2 separate regions of the Mus musculus genome follow, and region 2 is linked to region 1. Evidence: chromatin loops called from intact Hi-C (ENCODE). Cell type or tissue: heart. All regions are shown on one strand.

Region 1 (8,000 bases):
GTGGAGGTCAGAAAACAGTTTGTAGGAACCAGTTCTCTCCTACTATGTGGGTCCTGAGGGCTGAACTCAAGTTACTGGGTTTGACAGCAAGCCCCAATCTCCACTGAGCCATTTTGCCAGCCCACCCACCACAATGTATTTTAGAGATGCATCTATTGTACTTCATTAGTTGCGACTGACTCTAGGACCATTAGTGAATTAATTCCCACCCCCCCCTCGCCCCAGCCTCATGGTATAGAAAGAGCAACTATACATACGTCTTGCCTCCCATGTCTCCTATGTGCTGGGATTATAAACATTCACAACCACCCAGGTGTGAAACACACAATTTGAACAATTTGAGCCACAGTCTCGGTCACAGAGCCTGATCCTTCCAAACCACAGATTTAATCCCACCCTCACATCCTCCTGGCCGGGAAATACAAGCATTCAATAGTCCCACTGTGTCCCGAGGAACACACACGTCTAAATGCGTTCTACTGGCTGGTTTCATGTGTCAACTTGACACAGCTGGAGTTATCACAGAGAAAGGAGCTTCAGGTGAGGAAATGCCTCCATGAGATCCAACTATAAGGCATTTTCTCAATTAGTGATCAAGGGGGAAAGGCCCCTTGTGGGTGGGACCATCTCTGGGCTGGTAATCTTGGGTTCTATAAGAGAGCAGGCTGAGCAAGCCAGGGGAAGCAAGCCAGTAAAGAACATCCCTCCATGGCCTCTGCATCAGCTCCTGCTCTCTGACCTGCTTGAGTTCCAGTCCTAACTTCTTTCAGTGATGAACAGCAATGTGGAAATGTAAGCTGAATAAACCCTTTCCTCCCCAACTGCTTCTTGGTCATGATGTTTGTGCAGGAATAGAAACCCTGACTAAGACATGCATGGATGAGTCCTGAGTGACTAGGGATGTAGATAGTTGTGCTTAGCATATTCTACGATGCGGTGCCCTGGAGAATACCAACGGGAACATAAACTCCTGGAACCCAGTCTTGGCTGGCTTACCTCTCTACACGCACGCATGCATGCTATGGGCCACACTCCAGCCCCCATCTACTCCTAGGTGTTCAAAGAAACCCTTTGGGAGCTGTGTAGGCCTTTCCCTTCTAGATTATGTGCTCCTTGATGTCTGTCTCCTGTTCTGTTTGGTTTCCCACTGTCTGCAGTGCCTCGAACAGCAGGGACTTGAATGTACCAACTCCTCACGCCCCCCCCCCCCCCCGCGTCTCTTCTTCAGTTCTCTGTGGGATCCGACCTGTAACGCCTCTCATCCACCCATTTCTTCTTGCACCCGGTGTCGCCACACCAACACCATGGTTACATCTTCCCAGTGTCAAGTCTCAACCTAACCTCCCCCTCATCTTACCTGGCCACTGGGTGAATGCAAGCTTCATGCAGCCTAGAGCTCATACCGTTTTAGGAAGGAAAGGATGCTCCCCAAGAAAACAACACAAGGCAGACTGGGCAGATTGCTCAATGGGTAGTGAGGACCCCAGAATCCCAAAGAAGCCAGATGTACTGTAATCCCACTGGTGGCGGATAGTCGAAAAGCTGCTGGACCAGCTAGCCAGACACATGGCGGGACACCACAAAGTGACACCGTCTCAAACAAGGCAGGAGGCCAAGAGCCACACCCATGTTGCACTCTGACCTCCACATGTACACCATGACACACGTGTGAAACACGCACATAGGCACACACACTTTTGAATGTAAAATTGTCAGCCCCTTTCCAGGGTTTTTGCAAGGGATTTGTGGCAGCACACAGAAACTGTCTTTATTGGGGGCTGGAGAGGTGGCTCAGCGGTTAAGAGCACTGATTGCTCTTCCGAAGGTCCTGAGTTCAAATCCCAGTAACCACATGGTGGCTCACAACCATCTGTAATGAGATCTGACTCCCTCTTCTGGTGTGTCTGAAACAGCTACAGTGTACTTACAATCTTAAAAAAAAAAAAAAAATTCTCACCCACTACTCATACTCCAGTACCATATATGCATGTTCAGTCCCCTATGGTCTGGGTGAGCATCCTCCAAAGGCCCATTCATTAAAGACTTGGTCTCCAGCTGTTGGCACTACCAGACAGCAGCAGAACCTCGAGGAGGCAGAGTCTGCTACAAGGAAGCTTCTGTCAGTAACACGTGACCTAGAAGGAGACACTGGGCCCTCAGCCTGTGTCTCTGTGCTTCCAGGATGCCAGGAAGTAAGATGACCTCTCCCATCATGGTCTTCCCCTCTTCAATTTTCTCTTCCACCGCTCTCTCCCGCCACGACGAGCATAATGACCACAGGCCATAAGCAAAGAATCCCACGGCTGAGCCCAAGAAAATCCTTCCCCTTTAAAAGCTGACCATAGCAAGAAAGGCCAGCAACACTGACAAAATGCTGCAGGAACCCAGAATTCATATTTTTCAATCTACTTATTTTATACACAGGAGTGTTCGCTTGCATGCACACTGTACAATATGTGCTATGTGTGCCTGGTGCCGAGGGAGGTCAGAATACAGTGCTGGATTCCCTGAAACGGAAATTATGGACAGTGGGGAGCTATTAGGGAATTGAACCCAGGTCCTCTGCAACGAGTGCTGTTAGCCACTAGCCATCTCTCCAGCCTTAGAATCCATACTATCAGATCTATGCGGAACCCTCTTTGCTTGGCAATCGATTAACACACCTGTTTCTTGTGGACCGCCCAGGCAGCCCAGAGCTTAAAGAAGTGAGTATGTGTGGTCGGCAGAGCGGGAACTTCCGGCACTGTTTAAACACCAAGGCTATTTGATAACGGTGAAAAAGGACCAGCTGCTGTATGTCGACTGCTTAGGTTAGTCAAGGGAAATAAGTCAACTAAATGAATTGCCAATATGCAGAATATTTTACACAATTCGAGAAGGAGCTGGTGTCACCCAATTCAGACTAAATTTCATTTCCCGATAACTATTTAAACAGTCTGGATGTTATTTAGTTTGGACAGGCGAAGGTGGGGGCGGGGGGCATCAAATTTACTAAAGGTCTAAAACTGGTTTTTAACAAAGAGGGGGAGAGAAAGCGAGAGCATGGCGGACAGCCTCCGCTCACATGGTTCAATAGCAGCTCCCGGTGCATGGTACTGGGATACCATGGATACCGGGAGAGGGGTTGCGTGGTGAGCATCCAAAGGGAATGCATGGTGCACCCGGAGGAGGGGTGCGCGGTAAGCACGGGAGGAGCCAGCACCAGTACCCGGTTTAGTTTTCATGATCCCCATGAGAGGATCCACTTTGGGATTGGGTCCGGGGGCTCAGGAGGGTCAGGCTTGGAAAGGCCCCACAGAACCCTGTCCCGCTTCACTACGCCCCGGAGCCTACCTGGCGACCACCAAATCCGGCTCGCATTCCAGGACGCCTGCGCGGCCGGAAGCGGTCGGAGACGAGCGTGAGGCTGCCTCCTGGTGGCCGCCTCTTGCCTTACAGTGGACGCCCGCGCCAGCGTAGGCGCGGTCATCCATACCCTGGTCCTCATTTCCTCTAGCCAAACTGGTGAAGGCCAGGCTGCAACAGCAAGGTTGAGCCTGGGACTGGGGACCTCAGAGGGGCTGCTTCCTGATCTACAGCTCTACACTCTCTGCAAAGCGGTGGCTGCCAAAGAGTGATCCTCAGAAAAGCAACACGAGCAAATCGCAGAGTGAGGCTCAGTGCACTGATAATGCCTCTGGCTTTGAAAACTATGTGACTTTGGAGCTTTGGCCTGAGACGCCAAGCTGCGCGTCACAGATTTCAGGGCCAAACCTCAAGTCATGCGAAGGCTGGAAGGTCTCAGCGTGCTACACTAGTATTAGTACTGGAAGTGAAATGGGAGGGGTAAGGTTGGGAAATGGAAAATCAGACATATCATCTACTTCTAAACTGATTTATTTTCCAGATTTGAAATCAAAACATACAGTGTGTGGGTAAAAACAAAAACCATCTATGTTTATTATCCAAACTCTAAGCATGCTAAAGAACCCAGAATCTTGATCTAGGAAGCACTAGAGGAACCGACAAAACTCCCTTCAAAGAATCCCTGTAAGCAACTTTTGCTTCTCAGACTGACAAATGCGTTTGTGTGTGGTGTGCCAGAGAACTCAAAGGCCAGGAGTGATAGATAGACTTGCTGGTAATTGTGGTCCCCCAGATACCAATGCTATATGAACTAAACTCAGGTTCTGTGGGGCCATCTCTCCAGCACCAGGGCTATTTATAGTAGAAAATATACCTGGATGTATAACAGCAAGTATTTCAGAAATAAATTATAGGCATTATATAAAAAACACCATTAAGAACACTGTTTAATGAATAGTTTCAGTTTGTGAAGCTTTAAAACTTCTGGTGATGATGGAGGTAATGGTTGTAAAATAATGTGAATATATTGGATGCCACTGAAATAAACACTTAAAAATGACTCAGATACGGGCTGGAGAGACCCCCTCAGTAGGTAAGAGCATTGGTTGCTCTTCCAGAGAACCTGGGTTCCTGGCATCCACTTGGCAGCTCACAACCACCTGTAACTGAGTTCTAGAGGATTAGACCTCCTCCGCTTCTGCCCTCTGAGGGCACTGCACACACGTGGTGCTCAGACATATAAGCACGCAGAACACCCAGCCACATAAAATAAATTCCAAAGCAACCTGTTACAAAAGGACTAAAATCAGGAGGTGTGTTATATAGAGTTTGCTATAATAAGTGATGATGCTGCAGGGGGCCACAGAGATGGCCAGCAGGTCAGCGTGCTTGCCACCAAGCCTGACCATCTAAGTTCAGTTTCCTAGGACCCCTCCTAGGGGAGGGGAGAAGGATTCTCACCATGTCATCCTTAGATCTCCAAATGCACACGCATGGACACACACACACCAAATAAACGTGACATTAGGTGATGCTGTGATGATGCATCCTGACATGAAGAGCTATTCATGGCACATGGATGTAGTGCTTTTGATGCTAAGCATCCCGCATAGGTCCACGTGGTCCTCTGCGGGGCAGGCTGCTTTGGAAGTGGAGCCCTGTTAGAGGATGCGATTCCTTAACAGGCCTTACTTCCTGTTCACGCTCTGTTTCCTGGGTCTGAGTGCCAATCTCCCATGGGGCAGCCATCAAATCACTCACTGTCTGCTGCTGTATCCGTCTTGAAATGATAGCCTGTGTGCCCTTGGCATAATGAAACAAAGTAACAAGTTGCTTTTGTCAGAGAATTTGATTACAAGGTGAAAGTTAACTAAGACAATGGCTAAGGGTGGGAAACAATCCCATGCTTTAAAAATGTTTTTAATGTTGTGGCACCTGGATCGACTCCAGGAGCCCATGCTATCCTCACACCCCGGAAGCCAATAAAACAGTGATTTCAACAAAAGATGGGGAGGGGACTTCCGAGAAAGATGGGAAACTTCCATAAAGCACAGCTTCAAAATCCAAGCAAAATTAAGGGTAGAGCTATTTGTGTGGTCAAGGAAGACTGGCATTTGGAGCAGCATGGATCTGGTCAGGGGATGTCTGCTCTGTTCTCCCCTGACCTAAATTCAGTACGGCTAAAACCTGGAAGTCCTCTAGTTAACCACGGAGCAGCAAAGAAGACTCCTAAGTCAGGAAGTAGAGGAAACCCTCATTTCTGTGTTGTTCTATCCCTGTTCTCACTTCTGCCTTTTCCTTATTTATTCCCAGCCACCTGCACCACAGTAGCATATGTGACTGCCAACCAAAAACTGCAGGACCAGAACACAGTAAAGCCTTCCTTTCTACCCAGTGGAAATGGACTCTGAGGAAGCCCAAACCAGCTCGCCCTGCCTCCCTCCCCAGGCCCAACCTGCTTCATTGCTATAGCACGATTGTGGACGTAGGCAGATTCTTGTCTGTGTGTGTTTTTAAAATTATTATTTTTTTCTTATTCTTAGGGAATGAATTAAGGTCAAATCCTCCCCCATTTCCCTTCTACACTCTCTTCCCAACATGTCCCCTTCCCACCTCCATGTCTCCCCGCCCTCCCCTTGGTGCTGCTCCTACTGGGGCTGCCCCTATATGGAACCTTCAGGGCCAGCAGGATTCTGTAGAGATTCTGTGTGAGTCCTCAGCTGCTTCACAGCAGTCCTGCCTTTGTTTTTCCGCACACAAGTCCCTTGTTCTAGTATCAGAAACAGCCAGCGGGTATGAGTGTGCACATGCACGTACAGGTGTGTACACACCTAGAGAGGCCATCTGAGCATAGGAAACCTACCAATGGCTTCACCTTCAGAAAGGATTCTCGATCCAGTGATCGAGTGGCAGTCTTTTCTTGGTAAGGGGTTAGGGGAGAAAGCACTTCCCCAGGCTATGCTGGAGTTTCAGCTGGCTCAATGCTTTGCAGGTAATCACAGTGGCTCTGAGTTTCTGAGCACAACAGCTGTGGCCCACCCCGTTCACAGCCAGCATCCCACCGGCACTCGCTCCTCCTCGCCCTGTCCTCTGGCTCTTACATCCATCCTGCCTCCTCCTCCTGAGTCAGATGCCTCACGTCGGGTTGAGCACCCAATCCCTACTTCTCGGCGCTGTGCATTTCTGTAGATTGCTGCGCAGGTTCTTGACTGTCAAACTGGAATCTGGGTCTCTGGCCAGAGAACTGACATGGGCTCTCCGTGAAAACGAAATGTTCTGTGTGTAGGGTGTGCTGGGACTTGCCTTTAATCTCAGCACTCGGAGGCCGATTGACCTGGACATCACACACCTGATTCCAACCACACAGGACACTTCGAGAACTATGCTAATGACGAGGGTTCTGCTCATGACCAAAATAATGCTGAAGGACATGCAAACTCTTGAAACAAACCTTAAAGTACAAAGTATCTCAAAGGGGCGGAAATGGCTGAGCTGTTGTGGGCACACACTGTTCTTATGGTGGATCTGAGGGACAAACACAGAAGTGATGGCAGAGCAGAGGGTGCGGAGCAGCCTGAGGACAGACTAACAGAAGCATCTCTGAAGGCAGGGTCTGGCTACCCAGTAGCCTCTGGAGCATGGGAATTATAGCACATATCGCCATGCCTGCTTGTTTTGGTCAAGGCAGAATCTCACTTGGTCGCCCAGACCGCCACTGAACTTGTAAACCTCTGCGTGCAGGGATCCTAGCTATGTGCTACCATGCTGGGCCCTAGAAACAAAGGTAAGTCGCTGACAGCAATTTCTGAGGATAAATGTTCTTAGACTGGCGGGTTTTGTTTTTTTGAGACAAAGTCTTCCTATGTGGCCTAGAGGACCCGGACTCTGAAATGTAGACCAGGCTGGTCATAAACTCACAAAGATACACTTGACTCTGCCTCCTTGGAGGCGTACACCACTACAGTTGACTACTAGGCTGTGTTTTGTTGTTTCTACTTCAATGCTGCTAAAAAAAAAAATAAAATAAAAATGCTATTTTCAAATATAGAACTAGAGATTTGGGAGATCTACAAGTGACAAACACTGACATAAGATGTAAAAACAAAAATAAAATGTTAAAAGTGACTTAAATGTATTTTCTCTACTAAAAGTTACTTCCCAACTTTATGTGGAGAAGAGGCTTATTCAAGTCTTCACAGGGATCTCCTCAGCTGCGGTTTGGTGTCCTAACACTGAAATCCCTATGGACTGCTGCTGCGGCTAACACACTACTCTGAGGCACTCAGACTCCTTTCTAACCCCACTCTAGTCTCAAGTGACTGGTAGAGGCCAGAAATCAAGGGACTACATTTCAGAGCCTCTGGTCGGCCAGTACATCGCAAGTGTGCTTCCATAGAAGGTGGCAACCTAGAGCTGGCATAGGGAACCGTGCGTTCCAACTCCTCACGCCGCAGTTTCCCAGCTCTGGTACAGGCAGCAGCAACTTGTTGCTATGGCATAGCGTGGATGTGGGATAGACTTCAGAAGATGAGGCAATGACTGTGAGCTATCTATGCTGATTAAATTCAGTTTAAATTATCTTGAGTCCATTTTGTTGCTGACAAGAAAAACAGGACCAATTTCCATTTTTAATAAATTCACATTTCCCTCCCATA
Region 2 (8,000 bases), 720 kb before region 1:
GCTGTCTCATTAACTTCCCCCCTATTATCAGAAACTCACACGCTTGTACAAAGCCAAATTTCTATTTCAAGTATCTATCTATAGCTATATGTCTGTCTGTCTGTCTATGGGACCTTCGTATCTATGGGTTCCATATATAAGGATCCAAACAAATGCTGGTGGTAAGACCATTTTCCATCTCTATGGATCATGTTATGGTCTTTGTGCGTCATAATCTCCTAAACAAGGCAGTCTAACAATTAGACTCAGCATTCGCTCTGTATTAGGGACCTTAAGTGCAGATGATTTGAAGCACATGGAGGGATAAGCATAGACTAGATGCAACCCTGGTCTGAGCATCTGCAGTCTGGCCATCTCTGGGGAAGTCCTAGAAACAATGCCACAGATGCTGGAGATGGCTGCAAACTCAGCCACACGAACCAACAGCATAGAAAGCAGGCTTTCCTTTCCCTGTCACAGACACTCAATCTACCCGAGAGCCCTGTCAACTCCTCCCTCAGACGAAGTCTCATCATCACCCCTCAAAGAAAACAGATCATACCTGGTATTTCATCAGAGCCAAAGCAAGAGGCCTCCAGTGGGCCCAATTTCTGTTCCTGCTTTCAGTCATACAGCAAGCAGAACAACCCACCTTCTGTAGTTTAAACCCCAATGGCTTCCCAGTGTTAGTGTGGGATCCTTCAAACATCCCATGGCAGCTAGACTTGCCTACGCCCTCTAGCCTTGCCTGCCACAATACGCCCAGTTCCTTGATGCTTCTTTGTCTTCAAGAAGGAAATCCTTGTTTTTCCTCTCAGGTCTTTGGGGACCTTAACCAATGGTACAGATTGGTCATATATACCACGCACGTCTCCAGGAACTCAAGCAAACAACAAAAAGACACTAAAAAACTGTTACATAAAATATGTCCTCTGTTCCTAACCATGACAAATTCTTCCTAATGACAAAACTGAAAAGCCTGTGCTCAACACATGTGAGCAAAATAGAACAACTGAATCCAATTATTACTGTGCATGTCTGAGTGTTCTGGGTTTTTGTTAGTGAAACTTGAATAGGAACTTAAACAGAGACATGCATTATTTATAACAAAGTATACATTTATTGTACAGAGATACTTTCAATTAAGAAAAATCACGACTATGGTCACCATCAAGTAATTTACGTTCTATTAAGGTGAGCTATAAGGAAGGGTTTTAAATGCTATTGTCTCAACGTGTACAGAACTTAAGCATATTATTACTTAAAATATAACAACTGTAAATTAGAAGTTAAAATGGTTTTTATGTATGTTTTCAAAAGAAGTTACTTTATTCAAGTGTTCAATATTATTTATTTTTTGTGATTAAAAAATCTTTATTTATTTTAATTTTATAGATATATGTGTTTTGTCTACATGTAATCCTGTGTACAACATGTGCACCTGATGACCACAGGGGCTAGAAGAGGACATCAAAGCTTTTAGATCTGGAGTTATAGAGAGTTGGCCACCATATGGGTGCTGGGTGCTGGGTGCTGGGTGCTGGGTGCTGGACCCAGGTCCTCTGCAGGAGCAGCCAGTCCTCTCCAGACCAACATTTAGACTCTTCATGGGCTGCCTCCAGATTCAAGTGGTGCATCAGCAAAGCCAGGCCCTCTCAGCACTCTACAAACCAATCCGAATCCCTTTCAAAATTATTTATAATTACATAAATTCATATTCAATGTGTGGTGTGAATTTTTATAATGATTATTTGAAAAAACAATTTGAAAATTCAACTAAATTATATTTTAAAACTTGAGGATTCAACTAAATTATATAAAACAGTTCCTTTTTTAAAAAAGGGGATTTATTTATTTTATTTATATGAGTATACTGTAGCTGTCTTCAGACACACCAGACGAGTGCATTGGATTACATTACAGATGGTTGTGAGCCACCATGTGGTTGCTGGGAATTGAACTCTGGACTTTGGAAGAGCAGCAGTCAGTGAGTGCTCTTAACCTCTGAGCCATCTCTCCAGCCCTATAAAACAGTTCTTTTGTGTTTTTGTTGTTTGCTTGTTTGTTTTTCCTAAGAATTGAACCTGGGCCTCATTTATGCTACATATATACTAATTTAAGCTACATCCCTTAATGTCCTCAGCTTTAGTGTTCTGTAACCATCTGGCTCTTGGGGGGCTGTTTGGTTGTTTGGTTGGTTTTGGTTTGGCTTTAGTTTTGGTTTTAGTTTTTCGAGACAGAGTTTCTCTGTGTAGTACTGGAACCTACTTTGTAGACCAGGCTAGCCTCAAGCTCAGACATCTTGCCTCTGCCTCCCCAGTGCCTGGACCAAACGTCTGCATAGACCACCATTACCCAGTTCCAGATGGCCGAGAAGATAAAGGATTGACGTGTTTCAAGTATTCGACCGGTTACAAATTGTTTCAAAACGTTCCTCATTCTGTGTACGTGGCTGCAGATACTCCTTTAACCCCTGGGCATCTGCGGAGCGTGAACAGGGAGGATGGCCAGAACTCCAGGACATCACCCTTTGTTCAGCCCACTGCATAGATGTTATCTGAGAAGGAGCCCTGGGTGCATTAATCTGTTTGTCCTCTTACCCAAGCGCGTCAGCCATGTGACCCTGTGTTTGTCTCAACTTTGGCAGACCACAACCCACAACAGTGACGCATGCGGATGAGGTGGTAGAGAAGCATCTGCCTGGAGTCTGAACAAGATGAGTAAACACCGATGCCTGTGAGCCTCCGAATCCCACGGCCCAGGGTGTGGCCTCTATGGCCTTGGCCAAAGGTAACTCAGTAAGGTCAGCCTCTCCTCTCGCCAAGGACTTCTTTGCTGCCAGACCTTCCGAGCCTACTCAGAACACCTGAGAATGATGCCCACCTCCCCACCCCCAATTGTCTGTATCCTGTGGCTTTCTGTGTGGTTTAAAACAGTCAGCCCACCCTGTATCTCATTAGGGTTTGTTTTGAAGCAGGATCTCAAACTAGAGACCCTTCTGGCTCCCAGCACGAGGTGTCAGGACCACAGGCAGGAGCTACTGTAGACGTGCCAGTGTGTATTATGCACCGCTCGCTCCTACCTTTCTTTACCCGCCACACTTTCTGCCATATTCACAGGGTGTTAGGAGCCTTTTGGCAATGATCAGACACTCGTGACCATAACATTTCAGGGCTGCAAATGACCCAGGCCTTTGTGCTTGCTCACTGCCTACTCCCTCGAGAGGTCCCGAGGACCACTGATGCAGAGGTGCCTCATTAGTCACTGGGAGCCAGTAGACCAGCTGGAACTGAAAACAGACTCTTCCAAGAAAAGCCTGGGTTTTCCCCTTAGGCGTGCTGGGGTGCAGAGGAGGCCCACAGGACCTAGCGACCGCCTTAGCATTCCAGCCCGCTGGACAGGCACGCATTTCTTCCTCAAGAGGGCGCCGGCTGCCTGCGTCTAAGCTGTTGGCAAATGGATTCAGAGGACGGGAGTGACCTCTGGCCCAAGCACAGGGTTTCAAAAGCACCGGGGACATTCCAGCCACATCAAGATTGGGATACCAGTTCCGTAGATCCCATAAGTTCCGTGTTTCTGGACAGTTGAGGACTCTTTGCTTTAGCATCTTTCAGGAAGTTGAGACCTTTTCAGCCTCTGCGCGGTCGGCGTTTTGGACTTAGATGAGGAGGGGATCCTTTTCGGAGGAGCACAGCAGCCTCGCCCTGCACCCCGACAAGGACGTGCCAGGGCTCACCCCGCCTCTCCTTCAACGCTAGGATGGGTGGAGATCCGTCGTCCAGTGATGTAAGGGAGACTCTTGTGGCCCTCAAAAACTCGGAAACCAAGCTGGAAGGCTATTTCTGAGCATACCCCAGACCCAAGACAGAATTCGTGAATGTTCTACACAGGATATCACGATTTCTGTCCTGTAAACTTTTCTTCCAGGGAATTTTTTTTTCTCTTATTTGTTTTATCATCTCCAAATGGTGATCGTTTGAGAATTATGTGGTGTTTATCCTCCTGGCTATAAACTCTAAACCAGTGCAGGGGCTCCACCCCCCACTCCACCCCCCCCAGCCTGCATAGTTCCTATTTCTCAGGAGCCATTTATCTCCCTTTTATTGTTGTTTTCTTCATTGGCTTCCCCCTCAGCCAGACAGGCTTAATAACTGGCAGTCATCACGTACAGCAGAGTGGTGGCAGCCACCCCCGCAAAGGGGACCCAGTCGTTTCCCAGAGCCAGAATGCTCTGTAGCCACGGCCTCTATTGTTTTCTTAGCAGACTCCGGTTTTGTTTCTTGGCTCTCCTTGAATGAAGAAACTCTTAAAACATCATGTGTCTGCCTTGCTTTGTGTAGGAAAGCGCCGTAAACAGGAAGTCTACACACACACACACCCCTCCCAAAATAAAAGTGACCAGGCAATTAGGGCTTCTAGCATGACTTAACCCCCACTGCCCAGGCACCTTGGGGGGAAAGCTGGACTCCATTAATCAGGCCAAAGCACAGCTACAGGGAGGCCTGCCGGCAGCCAGAGAGGAGAGTGGGTGCCAAAGATCTGCCAAGAGAGGAAGAACAATATGGCCCACAGGCCTGCGTGAAAACCATCTCAGCCAAGTTGCAAAGAACGCATGACAATCTTTTGCATTGTCCTAGAGTGGCCTGAGAGGCCTCACTGGGAGCAGAGAGCTCAGTTGCCTAGCATTCCAGCCCTGGCACTTGGCTGCTTCTGCTGTTTTCAGGGCTGATTTGTAGTATGGGTACTGAGACTCCTACTACGTCGCCACACCAGCTTCTGAGAAACTTTATATCCTCAGTCATCAGCCAGTGTTGACTCAGTGTGGTTTCTCCCGGTCCATCCTGCCTAGGATGGAGTCTTACCTAAGTCAGCATCATAGACAACTAAGGAGGCAGGAGACTGGGGGGGTGCAACACCATGATAGAGCATGGTTTAGCATGCTGTGGTCCTGGGTTCCATCCTCAGTTACAAAAATGTAAGGAGGGAGGGAGGAAATAAAGAAACAGGTGGAATGGTACAATGATTTTTGAATTCTTAGGGAGAAGATAGAGAAACAGCGTGCGCCCAAGAAAGAGGTCTAGTGGAGTCTCTCTTCACAAGGAAACTCAGATTGGGCAGGAGCTTTCAACAACAAAGGATGCAGGAGGATAGTGCAATAGTTCTCAAGTCGGAAGGACAAAAAGACATTTTTAGGACAGGTTCTAAGCACACCTGGGAATGCAACACATAGACCATTATGATTCGAAGTGGCTTCCTCTCCCAGGTCGATTCCTCTGGTCCACTTGATTCTGTTCCTGGTTAGACTGCCATAACAAGCCTATGCATAGAAACGGCTGGGTGATGTTCCCAGGGAAAGCTCTCAACCGGACACAGTGGCAGCTTTTTCCTGGACAGGTGGGAGAGGACTCTGGTGTCTGCGGGTGGGAAGCTACAAGGTATCAGCTCAGCTCTTTAGGAAGCTACAATGTATCAGCTCAGCTCTGGCCTGACCCCCTCCGCTAGAGATGCTGCAGGAGCAAGGCTTTCCAACAGGTGGCGCTCTAGCAGTCAGAGCAAAGAGTCAGATGTTGACTAGACACCTGGCCTAAGGCTTCTAGCTAAGCGAAGACTCACCTTCTAGAAGCACTGTTGCTGTCTGTACTCTGGGTTCCCATAAGAACCCAGCTTGTAGGAAGGAGCCGTTGAATGGACACAGGCATCTTTAATCCAGCCTTTGAGTTGCTTCTTCATTTCTCATAAGCCATCCCGGGGGTCTAGAAACCAAACACGAGGATTAGACAATGAGAACACTTACATAGTGGGAACAGGCACACTATGCTAAGATAAGAGAATGCCCCAGGCAAACTCTCCTGTCCCAGATAAACTAATTCTTCCCATTGGCCCCCCTCATTGGCCTGGGCGGGAAGTAACCCCATTACTGGGAATGTTTGTCATCTATCTAGGCTGCAACTGACATAGTGTAACATGTTAAAGCAGGCAAGGTGGGGTTATCCGTTCTGTGCAGCTACACTGTTGTAGCCTAATTTGAAAGATGTCTAAACAGGCAAAGCTGAAATCACAACAGGGCATGAAATCATCCCTTCCTCAAAGCTGAACCTTTGTATAAAGTTATGGCACTTGGTTTGATGGTATCTCCTAGTACTTCTGTGTTTGTTTGGTGCTGGGGATGGAACGCACAGCCTTATTTATTCTAAGCACACACTGAGCTGCACACATTGCTTCTGCCTTTCCACTTTCTATCACCCACCACACCATAAACTCTTTTGAGTAGGAGCTGTAATACACACATGCACACACACACAGACACACACACAGACACACACACAGACACATGCACATGCACACATGCACATACACATTATCTTGTTACTGAATTCTGCAGTAAGGATGATTGCATCGAAGTGAATATAACTGCAATTTGCAATAGGAGTTTATGTGGGGAGCAATCTGGGTAGGCTAGATTTTGGGAGAGGGGGGCTTCCATGGAGATGCAAGAGGCAACCAATATACAACGAGAATACTGCTGTTCTTTTTGGTCTTTCTATTCTTTTTGAAAGTAATGATTAAAGATACCACTTAAGCATTACAAATGTATACCTATTCCTTATAGAAAATATATCAAATGAAAAATATTATAAGCAGAGTATGGTGGCAGGAGCCTGTAATGCCAGCACTTGTGAGACAGGCAGAAGTGGCATGAATCTGAAGCCAGCATGGGCTACACAACAAGACCAATTCTTAAAACATTCAGAAAGGAGGAAAGAAAAATACAAAGAAGAAAATATAATTGCCAGGCAGTTTGATTCCCAGAAGCACACAAAACACAGATCATGAACTATATACTAAGTGCTTCCGAGTCACAGATCAGTAAGAGAAGGAGTCAGGAAGGACTTGTAGATTTGAGATGACCTCTCTAAGTGACATCAGAGCTGGGACCTAAACAATGAACAGAGTTAGATGGGTGAAAAGAAAGAATATAATGTGAAAGTATGTGTTAAAGGGCCTGTCTGTCTGGGTCTGTCTGTCTGTCTCAGTGCTGGGGTGGAAACCCAGCTCCTCATTTATGCTCACCAAGTGCTGTGTCACTGGGACACGCCCTCAGCTCGCAGGATATGTTTTTTAAAAAGGTAATTCATGATTCTTATACAGATGTAACAGGACCATCTGCCAGAGGTTTTATTTAATGCATCAATTTATGAGAAAAACAGTACAATATGATGACTGAGTCGGAGGACAACTGAAAGCACCACACCTCTTGAGGTCCATCACCAAGTGAATATATCATGCCAAGTTAGGTGTTGGAAGGCTGGACGTCCCTCCACCGGACAGAGTTGGGGTATGGGAAACAACAGTTTGTGTTACTCTCAGGTACCAGAAACTCACAGGGTTGAAAATCAGCTCAGGAAATAAATGATGGAGAGGGAGGGACACGTCCAGCACATCAAAATAGCCTCCCATTTCATCTTCCATTTCAAGGCTTGTCCCAGTTTCTCCTGACATGTCTTTGGGAAGAAAATTTTAGTAGAACTCAAAGAATACAAGTGTGTTAACGTATCATGAGCCAGGAAAAGAATGGACTGAGTTGGGCATCATTCACAATTCTGGCTGGCTTTAAAAAAATCTTAATTAATTATTACTATTTATTATTGTTGTTAGTGTATGGAAGGCAGAGGACAACTCCATAGTTTGTACTCCTCCCACCTTTAGGTAGTTCCTGGGTTCGAGCGATGACTGTCAGTCTGGACTTGGGTGGCAAGTGCCTTTATACGGGTAAGCCATCTTGTCGGTCCTGGAGTCTTTTCCTTCCTTCTTTCCTCTAACATCCTCCCTGCCTTCTTTCTTCTTCTTTTGTTTCCCAAGAACCTCTTTAAGGTTCAGAGCAGAACTAAGAAGCCCTGCAGGGATTTCCCACATGCTCTGTGTTCCCAGGCTGCCCTCATCCCCACCAGCGTGGTATGTTTGTGACAACCGATGAGCCCAGATTCATACCCTGATTACCGACAGTCTGGGGCTCATGTGAG

The links. A loop is a pair of places that touch in the nucleus more often than their neighbours do. Peaks named below come from ENCODE experiments on the same cell type or tissue, not always from the same donor. Only the 100,000 strongest peaks of a DNase experiment are listed, where the experiment ranks them.
Region 2: it touches region 1 in a loop (2.9-fold over the local background); 4 of 42 quality-filtered maps call a loop at or near these places.

The regions. Positions count from the first base shown.
Region 1 is chr8:25,990,754-25,998,753 of GRCm38, forward strand. Pomk (protein-O-mannose kinase) reads right to left here and starts at 3,368. Exons shown (of 5, transcript NM_029037.4): 1 at 3,334-3,368. It overlaps Fnta (farnesyltransferase, CAAX box, alpha), which reads right to left. Exons shown (of 9, transcript NM_008033.4): 9 at 7,935-8,000. Gm31402 (a long non-coding RNA gene) reads left to right here and starts at 2,541. Exons shown (of 2, transcript XR_378826.3): 1 at 2,541-2,810; 2 at 5,659-7,476. In heart, a CTCF peak has its summit at 3,400 (motif pointing left); DNase peaks (open chromatin) are centred at 2,148, 3,388 and 3,728; H3K4me3 peaks cover 1,295 bases; H3K27ac peaks cover 1,351 bases.
Region 2 is chr8:25,271,815-25,279,814 of GRCm38, forward strand. It overlaps Gm39145 (a long non-coding RNA gene), which reads left to right. Exons shown (of 3, transcript XR_001778746.1): 2 at 2,627-2,769; 3 at 7,687-7,744. Among named protein-coding and RNA genes, the nearest start is that of Gm39145, 4.8 kb to the left of the region's middle. In heart, CTCF peaks have their summits at 3,397 (motif pointing right) and 5,509 (motif pointing right); DNase peaks (open chromatin) are centred at 3,397, 4,187, 4,367, 5,497 and 1 weaker place; H3K4me3 peaks cover 1,066 bases; H3K27ac peaks cover 2,009 bases.